2 separate regions of the Mus musculus genome follow, and region 1 is linked to region 2. A link is a loop called in an ENCODE intact Hi-C map of the cell type or tissue named here. Cell type or tissue: left cerebral cortex. All regions are shown on one strand.

The links. Peaks named below come from ENCODE experiments on the same cell type or tissue, not always from the same donor. Only the 100,000 strongest peaks of a DNase experiment are listed, where the experiment ranks them.
Region 1: a loop joins it to region 2, with 2.5 times the contacts of the local background. A loop is called at or near these places in 2 of 42 quality-filtered maps.

The regions. Positions count from the first base shown.
Region 1 is chr2:21,663,996-21,666,495 of GRCm38, forward strand. All of the region lies in intron 5 of Gpr158 (G protein-coupled receptor 158), which reads left to right. Among named protein-coding and RNA genes, the nearest start is that of Gm39766, 150 kb to the right of the region's middle. In left cerebral cortex, no CTCF peak of the experiment used is centred here; DNase peaks (open chromatin) are centred at 940 and 1,970; H3K27ac peaks cover 1,940 bases.
Region 2 is chr2:21,726,866-21,729,365 of GRCm38, forward strand. All of the region lies in intron 5 of Gpr158 (G protein-coupled receptor 158), which reads left to right. Among named protein-coding and RNA genes, the nearest start is that of Gm39766, 89 kb to the right of the region's middle. In left cerebral cortex, no CTCF peak of the experiment used is centred here; a DNase peak (open chromatin) is centred at 1,405; H3K27ac peaks cover 1,422 bases.

The DNA.
Region 1 (2,500 bases), 63 kb before region 2:
GATGCCAACAAGAGCTTGCTGACAGGACCCTGATATAGTTGTCTCCTGAGAAGACCTACCAGTGCCTGACTAATGAAGAAGTGGATGCTCACAGCCATCCATTGGACAGAGCACAAGGTCCCCAATGAAGGAGCTAGAGAAAGTTCCCAAGGAGCTGATTGGGTTTACAACCACATAGAAGGAACAACAATGTGAACTAACCAGTACCCCAGAGCTCCTTGGTACTAAACCACCAACCAAAGAAAACACATGGATGTACTCATGGCTCTAGCTGAATATATAGCAGAGAATCGCCTAGTCAGTCATCAATGGGAGGATAGGCCTTTGGTCCTGTGAAGGTTCTATGCCCCAGTATAGAGGAATTACAGGGCCATGAATCAGGAGTTGGCGGTTGGGAGGCAGGGGAAGGGGGAGAGGATAGGGGAGTTTTGGAGGGGAAACTAGGAAAGAGGATAACATTTGAAATGTAAATAAAGAAAATATCTAATTAAAAAAGGTCCTTCTATGTTATGAACAAAAGTATGAATAATTTTTACTAAGATGATGTATCCATATTTAAATGGTGGTACTTCTGAGCATCACTTATAATCTGTAGAAGAATTGTAAAGCCTTTTACAGAGAAGATATGGTAGAGAAAAAAAGAACATTTGAAATAACAATGTCTGGTTAAATATTGAGCAGTTATTGGTGATGCTTTAATTGAGTAGAATCCATGTTTGAAAGTCATTTGGTGGCCTTATACTCATGGTGACATTAGATTCAGATAGAAAGGGGAGATGCTTGATACTTAAATATAAAGGCAGGACTTCTTCATAAGCCCCCATGAGAAGGAGATTTACCATGCAATCTCTCTTCACCACCATGACTCACTCTGCTGGCTTCGTCCTTAGCTTCCAATTTTACCTTTGGGAGAACGCTGCTTGCTGGCTTGTTTTCTTTGGCTTTCATAGCTACCTTTCTTCTCCAGCTCAGACCCACCTAAGAATAGCACCACTGATAGTGGTATGTACCCTCCTCCACCAGTTCACAATCAAGAAAATGCTCCTTTAGCCCTGAGTTCATGCCAATTTGAGGAGGCAAGTTTTCAACCAAGGTTTGCTTTTTCCAGATGTGTCAAGTTGATAACTGAAACGAAGTATGACATTATCTATGTTCTGAAGACTGAAGGGCTCACATTATTTAAAATGAACTAAACTAAGGATTATAGTGTACAATTCTTGAGACAGTGGGTATTAAAATACCTTATTCATAAAGCATAAATAGGAGAATCATTTTCTTTACACAATAGATCAAGAAATGCTATTTTGGTGAGTGATAGTGAAGTTCTTTATGGGGGTGTATGCAGGTATGGATGTGCATGTGTGAAACAGTCTTGACCAGGATGATAGCATCGCTGATGCAGGATGACCTGAGTTTTTTAGAATGTGCAGAAAAGAGGTTTGCAACATTTAGATAGAGTTTTGCTTGTATTGAATTAAATGTTAAAATAATCAGATAAATGAAATGCTATTGAAAGTGCTTTATCTAAAAGGGAAAAAGAAGTGTTCCAGGTATTATTAGTATATTGGAATATTGTGATGGACTGTACCAATTGAGCATCCCTAATTGAAAATCAAAAACCTACAAGGCTCTGAATTCAGAAAACAAGTTTGGGCTGGGAATATTCATACTGCGTAGTGAAAAGGTCAATTTTGTTTAAACGTGACAACAACCTCCCCTGCTTTTAAATACCTTGCACACTCTCTGAGCTCCTGCTATGGATATACCAGAACTGCTCATGGAATTTGCTGTGAATTAGAGGCTTTTAAAGTACACTTGAATAAAATAGACTGTTTTTAGGGCTGGGTTCTTCCACAGAAGGAGACTGGGCTGTTCCCTGCTCTTCTGTGTTATGCAATGGACTTTTTATTCTCTTTATGCTGCATATTGTTGTTCAGATTTGCAAGAATTAAGGTTATTTTTGTCATTTCTAGGCAATCTTGGACTACAGAGGATTTCGTAACAATGCTTACATTGGAAAGTCCAAATTAGACATTATCATCATTGTGCAGACAAAGACAAACCGAAATCTGACTAAAGTCAGCATTGTTATAATTGGTAGCTCGAGGTGCTGCTTTTGAAGCCGTTTCTTACAGATTCTCAAAAGAATCTCATGGTTTGAAGCCCATGCATTGTGAGCAAATGATTTATCACCCATGATCACTTAAATACTTCTGTGTAGCTTATAAAAGAAGTAAACAGACTTTCAGGGGAAAAACCCAACAACAACTACCAGAGGGCATTTTCCGCTTATAACATTTATTTGTAATGTGAGCCTAGAAATTTGTTTTGCTTTGACTAATGCATCCATTTCAGTTAATAGTAGATTCTTATCCTGTGGGTTCCTTAATTGGTTTATGATCAATAAAGGGCACAAATACATGTGTCAATACGATGTTTATTTTAAACTCCCCAAGCTTACATAAAAGATTGTAAAATATCCAGAGCAAATAAGAAAAAG
Region 2 (2,500 bases):
TTGAAATGTAAATGAGGAAAATACCTAATTAAAAAAGTTAAAATAAAAAGAAATATATCAAGGGTTTGACTATCTTGATTTAATTAATCATAGGGCAGTTCCAAAAAGGGCATGAAGAATTGGAGCAACAGGAGAGAAAGAGATTTCAGTGATTGGACTTTCTAGATAATGTTAGGATCTAAGACATGGTATATTCGTCAGATCCAAGCCTGAGACTCTGAGAGGGCAGAGGCAGTGGAGTATAGGAGCGACAGAACTGAGAAGTGAGGGCACATGGCAAGGAAAGCTACAGAAGTTTAAGGAGAAGTTGCCAGTAAGCAGGTCTTCTGTGGAGGGGGATTCCTTGATAGATGATGACAAAGATGCAGAATTTTGCATGAATCTCATGGTCTGTGGTTTTTAAGATGTCCTAGCTTCTCTGAAGTCATTTTGTCTATCTTAGTCCCAGCACCAAATGTTTCTTTATAGCTATTAAACTTGATACTTCACTGTTTTGTTCTCTGACCCTAAATCCTTAGAAAATACCATCTATAAGTAATTTTAAGAGCCAGATATTCATAGAGACCATAATAAAACAATGAAGCAACTGGAAATCCATTCATGTGTGTGTGTGTGTGTGTGTGTGTCTGTGTGTGTGTCTGTGTGTGTGTCTGTGTCTGTGTGTGTGTCTGTGTGTGTCTGTGTGTCTATGTGTCTGTGTCTGTCTGTGTATGTCTGTGTATGTCTGCCTGTTTGTGAGTGTGCATGGACGTATGCACTGTGGTGATGCTTGCATGTGCACATGTGTGTACCTGTGCAGTAGCTAAAGGTGAATATCAGATGTTTTCTTCTACAGCTCTCCATCTTATTCTTTGGGACCTAGTCTCTCACTGACCCCTGCTGATTTCACGAGACTGATCCAGAAACCCTCAGGGCTCAGCTGCCTCTGCCTCTTAAGCGCCAGGATGATAGGCATACAATGCCACTCCTAGCTTCTAATAGATGCCAGGGACTGAACTCAGTTCCTGACAGTTATAGGCACTTTCCTTGCCTAGCCATCTCCCCAGACCCTTTCATGCATTTAAAAAGTACTTTATTTAAAGGTGATAGATCCTCATTGCAAAATAAAAACTACTAAAGCATGAAATTTTAAGAGTAGACATCCAGTTCTCCCTCATTGACTCTTCAGTCCTCCAACAACCTACTCCAATATAGCCTTAAGTTGTTCATTGACTGTGCATCCAAACATTCTTTTTGGCAGACAGCAAGCCATCAGGCTGCTCTCTGAAATGTGTTATCATTTGACAGTTTTTCTTAAGGGTGTTTTCGCAGGTACAGATCAGTCAGATCTTAATTATTTTAAGTTCTCTATTGTGTGGCAGTAATAAGGATGACATCGTCGTTACATCTGTCCTCCATCTGTGAAGAATGCTTTCTCTTGCAAACACTGTTTCGGTGATTATTCTTGGACATACATCTTTGCATATTTTATAATGAATGTGTATGTAGGGCAGCTTGACAGAAATAGAATCCTTGCTGTGTTTTTGTAATTCTTTCTCTTCACCCTCCCCAGGTTTTCTGAACTATGTTTCTGCACAGTCCACAGGACTTGCTTCTGGTCTATGAAGCAGCAAGGCTTACAGCCACCTACAGCTAGAACCTTAAAATCACCCATGGATCCTTAAGAAATAAAGGGGGGAGAGATGGATTTCATCACAACCTAGTGAATCCAAAGTTTCCTGAACTTCCTTGTGTTTTACAACCAGTTACAGGGGCTGGAAAGATGGCTCGTCAACTAGTAGCTCCCCCTGCTCTTGTAGAGAACCTGCCTTTAGTTTCCAGCATCCACGTGTGGCTCAGAGCTGTCTGTAACTTCAGTTTTAGGGGATCCAATACCCTTTTCTGGCTTCCTTGGGCTTGTGGATGTAGATTGTTCTGGGATTCAGAGTTGAAGCTCACTGAGATGGTTCTTGGATTCTCAATCTTTCCATAGCTGTGGGTACATCTCTCCAACTCTAGAGTTCTCCATCTGAAACACCAATCATTTTTACTGTTTCTTTCCATGAATTATCCCAGTTTGTTTTTTAGTAATTATTCATCCACTTACTAACTGCATTTTTTATCTCAAGGTATACTTTTTATTTGATTTTCTTGAAAATCTGTTTTCCTTATGAACAATGTTATAATTTTCTACTCCTCTGTTCACTACTTAGAACAACTTTTGTCATACTTCTAAGGCATCAGGCATTCTAAAACATCCAGATTTCACTGAAAGCCACTTCATTTTTTATTCTATTTTCCTTCTGTAACAGGAGGTAGTAAAGCAGGCTGAAATGGTGCTAAAGTTCCACACTTTGAGACACATCTGGCATCTACTAGCTAGGTGACCTTGTGAAAATAAATCCCCTCTGGGTCCCAAAAGTAAAGACAGGAAAACAACCTTACTATCAGTTTTCTTTCCATTACTACATCAAAATACCTGAAACAATCAACTTATAAAAAGGAGAGGTTTATTTGATCT